Regions from separate parts of the Mus musculus genome. Here region 1 is linked to region 2. Evidence: chromatin contacts called from ENCODE Hi-C or POLR2A ChIA-PET data. All regions are on one chromosome and are shown on one strand. Each heading gives the region's core, a stretch centred on a gene start or an enhancer-like site at or near the end of the contact. The rest is flanking DNA. Distances are from core to core; before and after follow the strand shown. Region 1 holds the start of Zfp61 (zinc finger protein 61). Region 2 holds the start of Zfp108 (zinc finger protein 108).

Region 1 (6,929 bases), core at 1,404-3,903, 45 kb after region 2:
TGCTGCATGGGACAGCCCAGTCCAAGGAACACAGCTGCCATTTAAAAGAAACTTACCCAAGAAAACCTGACAGAACCAAACTAAAAGAGCCATTGTTCCAGTTGCATACTAAAGTTGTAACAGTTCTGTTTTTTTTTTTTTAACATGATCTGTAATTTTAGACATCTCCATGTCTATAATGTTAAAAAAAAAAAAAAGTTATTTGGAAATACCAGAATTGGTGAAAACAGGGCTGGTGAGATGGCTCAATGGGTAAGAGCACTGACTGCTCTTCCGAAGGTCCTCAGTTCAAATCCCAGCAACCACATGGTGGCTCACAACCACCCATAATGAGATCTGACACCCTCTTCTGGTGAGTCTGAAGACAACTACAGTGTACTTGCATATAATAATAAATAAATCTTTGGGGGAAAAAAAGTTAAAAAAAAAAAAAGAATTGGTGAAAACAACTTTTTTTAAAAACCTAATACCAGGGACTGGGGAGATGGCTTAGTTGGTAAAGAGCTTGCTGGGCAAAGCACAAAGACCTGCGTTTCATCCCAAGGGCACATTTTACTTGAAAAGTCAGGGGTTGGGGAGGAGGGGGCTGCATGCCAGTGGCACACACAGATCTATAAAGCCAGTTCTGCGAAGGCAGATAATGGCATCTCTCCTGCTTCTTGGTCAGCTGGCCTCACCTAATTAGGCAATCTCGAAGTCCACGAGGGAGGATTTGGTGGATAAAAGCTTTTACCACCAAGCCCGAGTTTGGTCCTCAGGATACACAGGATGGTAGATGGGCAGCATCTCCCCAGCGTGGTCTTCTAATCGCCACACCCACACCGCAACTCACGTTTTCCACCCCTACATAAATATTAAACAGAAAAACAGTGGATGGTTCCTGGGAACCCGAGGTTGACATCCGGCGTCCATACATGTACACACACACACATGTACACACACACGTACACACACACAGGTCTCAATAAATGTACAAAGCCCGCTCTCAAGATCCCTGCAAGCCAGTGCTAACCTATATTCATGATACTGGCTGGCTTCCTCTGGGAGCTTGGACCAGTAAAATGTGGGTTTGAACAGCCTATTGTCAGAGGCTAGCCTGGGATATGGCCCCCACCCTTGGGTTCTTGGAAAGAAAACTCTTTTACCCTCTCATGCAGTGCCAAGGCTTAGAAACCCCCGCTTGTGGGTTTTTTTTTTTTCCTTTATCCATCCCTTCACCTAGTGCTGGGGGTCACTCTCCTTCCTGTCCCATCGGGAAGGTCTGTGGCCCAAGTTCAAAGTAGGACAAGGATGTTCGTGTGCTTGCTTCCGAGTTGTGGTGCCTGGTGGTCTCTTCGGGGTTTCTGCCATCTGGGCACAACACTCTGTATAGACTCACCTCTAATAAAAGTTAATCCCAGGTGTACGACCCACACATCCTCCAGCGTCAGCCAATCTTAGTCACTTATGGCTTCCAGCACTGCTTTTTGGGAAGTCAGGGCTGCAGGGAAACCAAAAATTGTAAAATTATAAAATTCCCTACATTACATCTCACAGTTCCTGCCCCAGTACCTGCTGCAAGCAGCCAGCTCCTTCCTCTAAAGGTCATAGATGGGTCACAACTGTGACGGCCAAGAACTGGATGAAGTATTACTATGGTCTCTCCATGAGACCTGCATGCCAGGCAGTTTTGAGTGTTTCACCATCCTTTTTTTTTTTTTTTTCTCTCCAAGTATGCTACTAGGAAGGTCTAATGTCTGTCTTTTGCAGAACACCCAAGATATGCACAGAGAGATCTGCTAGTGCGGCAGGGGCAGAAGCAGAGCCGACTAGGGGGTGGAGAAGGTGGGCGCCGCGGGAGCAGGGAGGGAGCTGCAGAAGGGGAGCGGTGGCCGCAGGCGGAGAGGGGGGCTGCAGGAGGGAGGTGGCTGCAGGAGTGAGGGGGACTACAGGAAGGGAGAGGGGGCTTCAGAGAGGAAAAGAGGGCTGCAGGGAGGGAGGGGGGTAACGAGGGGAGAGGGAAACTGCAGAAGGGGAGGGCTGCTGCAGGCGGGAGGGCTGCTGCGGGCCGGAAGAGGGGGTCTGAGGGCAGGGAGAGTGGGTTGCAAGAAAGGGCTGCAGGACCAGAGAAGGAGATTGAAGGCAGGAGAGGGCTGCGGGCAGGAGGGGAGGGGAGCTGCGGAATGGGAGAGAGAGGGCTGCAGGCAGGGAGAGGGGGCTGCGGGGACGGGGCGGGGCGGGGGCACTGCAGAAGCCGCTCGCGCCGAGGGCCTGCAGGCACCAGGACGCTCCCTCCGGAGCTCGCCGCTGCTCCTTACCTTTCAAACCTCGCTCCTTCCTTTTCACCCGAGACGCAATTGCTGTCGATCTCAGAAGCATCTAGCGGGTCATTCTGGAGGTTCCTGGCTAAAATAACTCAAATCCAGGGGGACAGATGGCTACAGGCTAGCCTGAAGCCGACGAGTTCCCAGAATTCCGCGTGGAGAAACCGTGCGTGACGCTCGGCTCCCTCAGTGGTAACGGAAGTGAGGATGCAGAGGCGCGGGTGGCCGGTCCCGAAGCTAGGGGAGGAGCACCATCCTCCCGTATTGGATTTCCCTGTTGTTTTTCATTTCCCATACTCCCTAAGAAAGTCTTGGACAGCAACGTCTTTACATTGGAGGATGTCTGCCTTAGGACGTATAGGCTTTGGCGCTGGAGAGATGACGTGGTGCGGAGAGCGCTACTAACTGCGGAGCTCAAAACCGTAGTTGCTCCAGCTCCGGAGGACCCGTCGCTCTCTCGTGGCGTCCTCGAGCACTGCATGTACAAGGTACACAGACAAAACATGCAGAGAAAACATCCATAAATAAATAAATAAATAAATAAATAAGTGAGTGAATAAATAAACTTTCCAAAATACTAAAATAAATAAATAAATAAAATAAATCATTTATTGGTGTGTTCATGCATGCGTGGGGAGCGTGCGTGCATGTTATGTGAGACCCCCGAAACTGGGGAGACCTCCGCTCAAGTCCCGGGATGAGCTGGCACCCCAATAAAACCACACCTGATGCAAAACCACAAGAGGCTTTATTGTCAGCTAGCTGAGGACCGCGCAGGGCAGGGGAGTTCGGCCCCCAGAGGTAACAGTAGGGGGGGGGTCTTTTAAAGGAAAAGTGAGGAATTGGGAGGAGTTGGGAGGAGAGTTGGCAACAGTTCTTCTCTGGCGAGGTGGGGGAGTGAGCTATAGCTCCTCTCCTGTGTCTATCTCCGTGTCCTTGGCACAGGGAGCCAAGCAAGGGCCTGGCTAGGTCTTCCTACAATTATCGCATCTCTGGTTGTAAGGCACAGAAAAAAAAAAAAAAAAAAAAAAAAAAAGCTTTTTGCTGGCTATAGAGAACAAAGAGCTTCTTTCTGGCTGTATCCCCAGAGATCGGGGAAAACGGGCTTGGGGGAACGCTCGGGGTCTCACAGTTACAGCGCAAATGAGGAAGTCATAGGACAGCGTACAGGAGTAAATCTCCTTGCAGTCACTATGTGGGTGCAGGGGACCCAACTCAGGTTGTCAGGCTGGGCAACAGGAGTGTTTACCTGCTGAGCCACCTTGCCAGCCCTTGAAAACTCATAAACCCCAGCACAAGAGCCAACTTTTTAAAAGGAGTGAAGATTCAAACATGGTTCAGCAATTTCAATAGAAATAAGAGTAGCAAACATGGACATGTTTATCTTTAGAATTTTTTTTAAAGAAATGGATATAGGCAAATTACCTTGTGGGGGGAAAATGATAACATGTGAGAACTGAACTATCGCATGTTGATGGCAAGAATACAAAGCGGACAGCTGTGTATTTTTTAAAGTTGCTCTTAGAAAAGTTAAATATATTACCATTGATCAACGTAGTAGTAATTCTAGATGTAAATGGCTGGCTGTTTCACAGCATAACCCATTCTCTTAACTCCCTCCTTCCAGTTTCCAGCCCAGGCCCCTTCAAACATTTCTCCCGGCCACTCCTCCCTCAGTTTTCCAACAGCGTAAACAGTCCTTCTCCGGCTTTCCCCATTCTAACCGCTCCAAGCTATAACATCGGCTCTGCCTGTCTACTCAGCTCAGCTTCTCCTGGCTCAGCTGTCTCAGAGTTCCTTCTGTCCCTACTGCCTTCTCCTCTACCCCGCCCCTTCGCTTCTACTAGCTCCGCCCCGGCCCCGCCCCCGGCCCCTTCTCCGCCAAAACTGGCTTTGTTCTCCTTGGTCTCCTGAAGTTTCTCAGTCCCTGCTTCTTTACAAGAAATGATGGAAGCTGTTGCCTATACAGTGAGAGCTTGCCTTTATTTCATTAGCTTGTTTCTCATCATTTTCTTTTCAATCAACTGAGCTCCGTGTTTATTTCACTGACTTTAGACTCAAGTTGGAGATAGTTACTGTGGCCCATAGCTGACTCAGAAACCACTTTTGGCATAAAAATAGATTGATTATTTTAAATATGCAATTCCTTTTTCTTGCTTTCTAATTCTTTTGGAATTTTTTTAAAGATTTACTTATTTTATGTATGTGAGTACACTGTCGCTGTAGCTGTCTTCAGACACACCAGAAGAGGGCACCGGATCCCATTACAGGTGGTTATGAGCCACCGTGTGGTTGCTGGGAATTGAACTCAGGACCTCTGGAAGAGCAGCCAGTGCTCTTAACCACTGAGCCATCTATCTCTCCAGCCCTCTTTTGGAAATTTTTCTGAGACCATATATGAATTAAATGTTGTTTCCTCCTTTAGCCTCTTCAGGAAACTCCATGCTTTGCATCCACTGCAGCTGGCAGACTGAATAAAAATTTTTCAAGTGACTGTCTTTCTCAAGGCTGGCTTAACAGTTTACTGAAGGCATATGATGTCTTAGGCACTGCTTGTGAATATAGGTACGCAATGTAGATATACAATTCAAACATGTACTATTAATTGGGAAGAAATGTATTTTAAACAATTTCAGTAAGTGGTAATTTATTAACCACAAAACCTAACTTGCACAGTAGTGCCGTGGAACACTTTCTGTAAAGGGGAGTAATGAGGATGGTCAAAATCCCACTGAGACACACAACAGAGTCTGCAGCTGAACTAGAAGACCGAGAACAGGAAAGCTCCGTGAGCAACGCTTCCGGAAGAACAGAAAGCATGTGTACTGTAGAAAGCCATGCAATTTGTCATAGACAACAACGCCGACCCTGAGCAGAGAGGCTGGGCCCTGTGTGTGGTGATGGTGTGTTCTGAGGAAGGCTGCAGTGAAGTCACACAGTTGCATCATGGGTAAGAGCTGCCAGAAGCTCCTAGAACCTGTTGAATTCTGAGGTTTTGGTCCCTGGATATGCAGAAAGCTTGTAGTGTTCCTAAATATCTTGTGACTGTCACTTACGGTAATGAAGCCCCACACGGGGTTGCAACCAGCAACATAAGAAAGTGATCTGGTTCCTTCCTTTGAGATACCTCCAGGTCACACTCAACTTTCCCCCGGTTGGTTACTGTCTCCATGTGTTAAAGGTCAAGGTTCTGACTGAAGTCTACATGGCTCCAACTTACAAGGCTTCTCTGCTTGTGGTCTCCCAAGCATCAAAATGCATCCTGGTCCAGTCAAAATACTAATACTACAACTCCCTTGAGAACTCTAAGAGTTGGGACCTTTCAGCTTCCAGTTGAAATATCAAACTATAAAACATTATAGAGTTTGTTTCCCCTGTGAGCCTTCTGATGCAGGCAAATCCTTGCGACCCTCATCCTCTGCATGGGCGCGCTGGTGAATTAGGAGACTTGAGCTCCAGCTGAAACCCTTCCCACACTCCTCACATCTGTATGGTTTCTCTCCTGTGTGAACTCTCTGGTGGGCCTTGAGGTATGAGCTCCAACTGAAGACTTTCCCACACTCCTCACATTTGTAAGGTTTCTCTCCCGTGTGGATCCTGTGGTGGTCATGGAGGTAGGACCTCTGCCGGAAGCGTTTTCCGCATATGTCACATCGATACGGTTTCTCGCCTGTGTGGACTCCACGATGAGCCAGAAAGTTGGAGGCCCGACAGAAGCCTCGCCCGCACTCCTCACATTGATAGGGTCTCTCTCCCGTGTGGGAGCGCTGGTGCGCTTGAAGGTGTGACTCTACAGTGAAGCCCCTCCCACACTCTGCGCACTGGTACGGTTTGTCTTCACTGTGGACCCTCTGGTGCACCTGGAGTATGGAGACCCGACTAAAGGCTTTCCCACACGTCTCACACTTATAGGGTTTCTCTCCCGTGTGGATTCTGCAGTGAACGTTGAGATCTGAACTCCGGCTGAAGCCCTTCCCACACGTGCTACATTTGTAGGGTTTCTCTCCAGTGTGGCCTCTCTGATGGGCCAGGAGATGGGAGGCCTGGCTGAAGCCTTTCCCACACTCCTCGCATACATAGGGTTTCTCTCCCGTGTGGACTCTTATGTGATTGTTAAACTCCGAGCTGTGACAGAAACTCTTCCAGCAAGCATGGCACTGATAGGGCTTGTTTCCAGTGTGGCCCCGCTGATGGTCCAGAAGGGTGGAGGCCCGAGTGAAGCCCTTGCCACACTCCTCACACTTGTATGGCTTCTCTCCAGTGTGCCTCACCTGATGGGCTTGGAGACCCGATAACCGACAGAAGGCGTGGTCACATTTTTCACACCTATACCTCTTCTCTCCTGCGGGGGGTCGCCCGTTAGCCTGCAGAGGAGAGTCCCAAGAGTCTTTCTCGCTCCTCTCCTCTCTGTAAGGTTCTTCACCACCATCTGTTCCACAGTGGAGTTGGAGCCATGGTTTCTGACCGGAATGTTTGCTGTACTTCCTGTCTGCACCATGTGCATCATCTCGCTTCAACGGAGAGCCAGTTTCCCTGATGCTTACTCTGCAGTCTCCAGCCTTCATTAGGTCCCTGCTAACCTGCTGCCAGATTTGTGAGCAGAAAAGCGCCTCATGTGACAGGTGC
Region 2 (6,610 bases), core at 1,190-3,689:
ACAGATGAACCTCACTTGGGTCCTTGATCCATGGGCGAAACTTGGGTTTCGGTTACAGGTAGGCAAAGAGTCGGGAAGAAGGAGGGGTGACAAACAGACATGACACAAGGGAGTGTGGATCTGAATGTAATGTCTTAAAGCAAGCACTAGTCTTATAATACAGAAAGCAAAGGAGTCGGATATCACAGCAGGCAAGGTACATCGAAGTATATGACACAAAACAGAGGAATGCCTACAAAGGACTGGCAGGAACCAACTCGGATAAAATACAATGTTAACAACTGGGATCAAAAGCAGCTCCACCTAAGGTCCACTTAATCTTAGAAGTCAGGTGTAGTCTCCCCTCCCCCAGCCTGAAACCTGCTTGCTCAGGGGTGGAGCTTCCTGCTCATTCGTTCTGCCAGGCCCACTGCTAGAACCTGCGGAGCCACACACGTGCACCTTTCTACTGGACCAGAGATTAGCGGGAGTCGGGTCCCCTCCCCCTTCCTTTATAACTAGTGTCGCAACAATAAAATTTGAGCTTTGATCAGAATAAATTTGTCTTAGCTCCGTTTCTTCTTTCGCCCCGTCTAGATTCCTCTCTTACAGCTCGAGTGGCCTTCTCAGTCGAACCGTTCATGTTGCGAGCTGCTGGCGGCCGCAACAGTCAGGGGCAAGGGCTTCGCGCCCTTGCCATAGTTCCTATTCTAGTCTATTGTATAGTCCACCTCCCCCTTAGGCCATTGTAAATTCCTGTGTATGGGTGTAACTCAGCTATCTATAGTTCTAAGTATCTACTCTGGTTCCTCCTTAGACCACAACCTTCCTTCTTCCTAAATAATGGTAAATTCCTGCATATGGGAGTAGTTTGCCCTGAGATTTCTAACTCTATGTAGTAGATAATAATGCCTGATTTCTTTCACTATCTCTCTTACAATACTAGAGGCAATTCTGAATGTCACTGAATAGGCAACATTCTTACTGAATTCAAAGCCCTTGGTCGGCTCAAGGACTGCCTAGGATTGATGAGGAATCTAACTTAGCTAAATATCAAAAATGAATCCTTAGAAGCACTTATAATAAAGTAATATTAAGGGAAAGCACACAGATCTGTTTACCAACTAAAGCATGGACATTGGAGCATTCGTTATTCAGGATGCCACAGTTCCAGGAGACTTTTTGCCTCAGGACAGTGCCCAGGTTTTTGGGGCCAGTTGCACGTGTCACTACTGGAGTAGATGTAGCACCTGCCCTGCTGATTTAAGTTCCACTTGCAACCTTCCAGGGACTTTCTATTGCCACCACTGAGAATGTGAAAATTAGGGGATAGGATGGAAGACAGACAGGGACCCCTACATTAAAATAGAACTTACCTGCAAACCAAACTGTAAGACCCACCACCCCATTATACTCAAATCCTAGGACCCTCTTCCCTCCTTATGCAGACTGGGAAGTAGAACTTGATATGTTTATAAAATGATAAATGGGGGTGGGGTGGGGTGGATACGTTCTATAGGGGTGTGGTGAGGTATGGGGGAAGCGGGTGCCTCAACAGGCCCATGCCAAGACATCCCTTCCCACTGTGGAACCAGCCACACGATGGTATAGTATAGAATAGAGTTTATTCAGGGCTTGGGGAGGGGAGTTTAGAGGGTAGTAGGGCAGAGAATGGGAGAGAGAAGTAGAGGAGAAGAGTAGAGGCTGGCCATGAGCACGTGGAGAAAGAGGGGGGAAGGTATGAGGGGACAGAGCAGGAGCAAGACGGGAAGAGCAAAAGAACAAGAGGACAAAAGAAAGAGGAGAGGGCAAGCAACCACTTTTATAGTGGATCCGCCTACCAGGCTGTTGCCAGATAATTGTGGGGAGGAGCATACCTAGGTGTTGCCAGGTAACTGTATGGTGGAGCTTAGACAGAATGTTAACCGAACTCACTAGGGCATCCAGAGCTTACCTATGCTAATCTGACTCAGGAACAGAATTTTCTATCCAGAAGTTGGCAAAACTTGAGACCCTGTTCCCCATAAGCCCCCTGGCTAAAGGGTTGAAAACTGGAGCCAGGATAGTTATGCCCTCTGGTCCTGTTACTGCACCTTCCTACAGCCAAGACAGAGACCTACCCTTTGAGATTTCTAAACCATGGGACTTAGCTGGTAGTCACTATAAAGGTCAATTTTAAATTTCTCAACGAAACAAGGCCAAATATGACTAAAGACTGTTGATTTTGTCTGGACCCACAACTTCCTTTCTAAGCGAGAGTGGTACTTTTACATTTCCCAAAAAGCAATTTCCACCGACCTCACTCTAGTTAAAATAGCTTGGAACCTTCTCGTTCTGGGAAATGTAGTCCCAGAAAAAGCTCCAGACCGATGAACTTCCGCCGAGGCATTCTGGGAATTGTAGTTCTGGAGCCATTAGCAGCTAAGTTTGCTTCAGCTCCAGAAGGCTAGGCTGCCTGGCAGTGCTTCCTTCCAGTGAGGTGAGAGCTTGGAGCATCCCGCAGGCCTTCTGTGCGCTGTGCCCCGGTGTGTCCTCTCAGGGACGAGTTTGCATTCCGGTGTGTCCTCTCAGAGACGAGTTTGCATTCCGGTGTGTCCTCTCAGAGACGAGTTTGCATTCCGGGGAAAAGCGGGGCAGCTGTGGCAGCGACCCGTCCTTTTTAACTGGGTTCTGCCTGAGGCCTCCTGCCCTGATTCCTGGACCCATCTCAGCTGCTGGTGGAACCCCGGGAGAGTCTAGCTTCCCACTGGAGCCTGGCAGAGAAGCTGTGGTGACAGATGGCCAGTGTCATAAAGCCTTAAGTGGCAACTCTTACTTTTATGTGTTTTTGTTTTGATTTGGTTTGGTTTTGCATTTATTTATTTAAGAGGGGAGGGTTGTGTCACAGCTTATGTATGGAGGTCAGAAGACAACTTGTGAGAGTCAGGTCTTTCCTTGCACCGTGTGGTGTTCAGGGACTCGAACTCGCCCCATCAGGCTCAGCTGAAGTCACTTCTACCCACTAAGCCATCTTGCAGGGCTTAGATTTCTATTGGTCATTATCTTCGTGCATGTGGAAAAAGAGACTCTGGAGGCTCTGGCAGGTCAATAATGTTTGCTAATTATGAAGCCTTTTAGAGCAGGATACAGAGAGGTTTAACTTCACTCCCATGTATGGAAACAATAACATGTAAGATAGCTGTCACAATTGACAGACCCTTCTGAGGCTGGTGGTCAGTCATGACACAGCATGCATCAGACTTCTGGGGCTGCTTAAACATTTGTGTTTTCTGGGAAACCCATCACCACAGGCAGCCTTGTGAAGGTAAGAGTGCCCAGCACCCCTGAAGCTTCCAGAAATAGAGAATGTGGTGAGTGAGTCTGGTAACCCGGAGGCTTAGTAGGAAGTAGGCAGAAAAGCCTGGTCAGCGCGCACAGCCCTTGGGGCTGATGGAGAAGCTGAGGAAGCCACGTGGACCAACTGTCCTAGCAGTGTTCTCACGAAGCCTCTCTTCCCCAGCTTGCTTCCCAGAGCCCTGCCTTGTCTCAAAGAGAAGAGAACAATGACCAAGTTACAGGTAAGTCGGGTTGCTTCCCCCATCCCCACAGTGGTAGGGATTGAAAACAGGACTCCTGCATGGCGGGCAAGTGCTCTACACAGAGCCTCTCTGAACTGCATGAAGGAAGAGGGGAAGTTGCTGAGAAGAAAGGTCTGGAAGGAGGAGGGATAAGAGAGGACAGTGGGACATGTGCTCAAAGTGCACTGCACATGGGAAAGTGTACAAGGATGAGTAAAAAGAATTTGAAAAAGTGGGCTGCAGAGATGGCTCAGTAGTTAAGAGCACTGGCTCAGTTTGGTTCCCAGCACTCACACCTGATAGCTTACAACTGCCCGTAACTCCAATTATATGTAATTAGAGGATGTCCAACGCCCTCTTCTGGCCTAATTTTATTTTACAATTAAGTATGAGTTCTTCATACTCGTGTTTATGATTTTTTTCATTTAATAATTTTTCATTAGTATTGGGTTTGTGCTTTGTGAGCATGTCAAGACATGATGTAGACTTCAGAGGACAGCTTTCAGGAGTCTCTCTTCTTCAATCTTGTTGAAGTAGCATCTCTTGGTTTGGGGACTCTGGGACAGGCTGCTCTGTCCTGGTGCTCAGTGGCAGCCATCCTAGCCTAATTGGCAAGTTCTAGGACACTGGAGGACCCTGTCCTAAAAACAAACAAACTACCCTAGACAGCACCTGAGGAAGGACACCAGAAGTTGGATTGTAGCCTATTCATGCGTGCACACATACATGCACACAGAAAAGTGTTCATTCATATTTCCTGCACGGGGCGTCCTGTGCATTCATTTCCTGAACAACCAGGGAGCGTCTGGCTGCCACCAACTGCACGGCTTCTGTGGTTGATCCAATTCAGATGATGAAGGAATGAAGGAAGGACAGACTCACAGACACGTGTACAGACAAGCTGGGATCGAATGAGCCGTGTGCTCTGATAGAGACTCCCCAGCAGCCTAGAAAGACAGTGCATGTATTATACAACGCTGAGCACCCAGGGGCATGATTCAGGAACCTGAAACACTAATGCAAAAGGGAGTGCTTCCCATGGTGGTACCCAGCTCCCCAGCTCCCCAGGGCCATCAGTTCCAGGGAGTAAATGCTTGTTTTTCAACAATAGTGGCTATATTCTCTGTTAATTTGTAGGCAGTAAGTATCCCTGATTCTCTGTATTCTGGCCTAAACTGGACACTTTAAAAATCTTGGGTACTTTAGCAAGTGATTAAAAATAGCAGCTTGTCTGAAACTTTCACTTACTGAATTAAATTTTGTTCTATATTTATTGTGTCAATGTGGACGGTTCATTTTAAATTCATCCCTTCAGGGATACTGTGATGGAGGTACTGTTACACAGATGGGGAAACTGAGGCACGGAGAAGTTAGCCTAAGCTCCTCAGGCCAGAGCCTTGAAGTGTGAACCAGGGTTCATAAGGCTTGCAGAGCCTGTGCTCTCACCCCTGACCCTAAATGAGACTACTGTTGACAGGAGTGTGTTCCTGAGCACACAGAATGAGCTGGTTGTCTGTTCTAGAAGGTTCCTGAAGGCCTGTGTCTTAGTCAGGGTTTTTTATTTCTTTCTTTTCCTCCACCCTTGAGGCAGACTTTCCCAGTGTAGCCCTATCTATGTTGGCATTCACTCTGTAGACTAGGCTGGCCTTGAACTCAGAGATTATCATGCCTCTGCCTTAAGAGTGCTGGGATTAAAGCCATGTGCTACCACTGCCTGTCTTAGTTAGGGTTTCTATTGATGCAACAAAAAGCCATGACCAGGAAGCAAGTTGGGGAGGAAGGAGATTATTATTAGGCTCACACTTCCGTATTGTTGTTCATCATTGAAGGAAGTCAGGACAAGAACTCAGAGAAGGAACCTAGAGGCAGGAGCTGATGCAGAAGCCATGCACGTGTGCTACTTGCTGCCTTGCTCCCCATGGCTTCCTCAGCCTGCTTTCTTATAGAACCCATGATCACCAACTCGAGGATGGCACCATCCACAATGGGCTGGGCCCTCCCTCATTAATCAAAATTAAGAAAATGCCTTAAAGCTGGTCCTAATGGAGGTATCTTCTTTTGGTTGGTTGGTTGGTTTGTTTGTTTGTTTGTTTGTTTGTTTAGATATGGTTTCTCTGTGTAGCCTGACTGTTCTGTAACACTCTGTAGACCAGGCTGGCCTAGAAGCCACAGAGATCCACCCACCTCTGCCTCCCAAGTCCTGAGATTAAAGGTGTGCACCACTATCACCCAGTTTATGTGCGAGGTTCTATAAGAAAGCAGACTGGGTAAGCCATGATGAACATTCCAGTAAACAGCACACATGCATGGCCTCTGCATCAGCTCCTGCCTCTGTGGTCCAGCCCTGCTTGAGTTCCCATCCTGACTTCCTTCATTAATGAACAGGAATATGGAAGTGTAAGCCTAATAAATAAACTTTTTCTTCTCAACTTGCCTTTTGGTCACAGTGATTTGTCTCAGCAATAGAAGCTGTAACTGGGACAACAGGCTCTGTATAAACAGTTGCTCAGGTCCTAGTAAAATGGGGTGTGAAAGTGAGGTGGCATGTGCTTGCTGTCACAGGAGGCAGTGACATTCAGGGACGTGGCCGTGGTCTTCAGCAAGGAGGAGCTGGGGCTGCTGGACGCTGCTCAGAGGAAGCTGTACCACGATGTGATGCTGGAGAACTTCAGGAACCTCCTGGCAGTGGGTGAGGACGGGGCCCTGTGTCCTTGGTGATGTTAGAAGTTCACATCCTGTGTCTTAATTACACTCTACTGCTTTCATTTTAGGTTTATTTCTTTTGGGTTTTTTTATATGTATACTTGAGTGTATTGTCTGTTTGTATGTCTGTGCATCATATTCATTTGTGGTGTTCACAGAGGCAAGAAGAGGGTACTAGATATCCTGGACCTAGCATAACAGATGGTTGTAAGCCAGTATGTGGGTGCTGCAACCCCAATCTGGGTCCTCTGGAAGAACAGCCAGCACTCTGAATCACTGAGTTGTCTCTCCAACCTCTCTCTCTCTCCTCCCCCTCCCCCTTTCTCTTTCTCTCTCTCTCTCTCTCTCTCTTTCTCTCTCTCTATCTCTCT

What was found. Hi-C counts contacts between places; a loop is a spot of excess contacts on that map. ChIA-PET counts read pairs that join two places held with the same protein, here RNA polymerase II (POLR2A).
Region 1: a map of left cerebral cortex shows a loop between it and region 2 (6-fold over the local background). The contact joins the promoter of Zfp61 here to the promoter of Zfp108 in region 2. A Hi-C loop is called at or near these places in 1 of 37 maps with a recorded cell type or tissue (left cerebral cortex). POLR2A ChIA-PET finds 5 or more read pairs at or near these places in 3 of 5 experiments (Patski and embryonic stem cell).

What each region holds. Positions count from the first base shown.
Region 1 is chr7:24,296,896-24,303,824 of GRCm38, forward strand. Zfp61 (zinc finger protein 61) reads right to left here and starts at 2,654. Exons shown (of 7, transcript NM_009561.2): 1 at 2,298-2,654; 2 at 1,379-1,480; 3 at 678-843. It overlaps Zfp94 (zinc finger protein 94), which reads right to left. Exons shown (of 6, transcript NM_001199321.1): 6 at 4,809-6,929. The coding sequence ends at 5,660.
Region 2 is chr7:24,252,355-24,258,964 of GRCm38, forward strand. It overlaps Zfp108 (zinc finger protein 108), which reads left to right and starts at 2,440. Exons shown (of 4, transcript NM_018791.2): 1 at 2,440-2,568; 2 at 3,479-3,536; 3 at 6,099-6,225. The coding sequence starts at 3,522.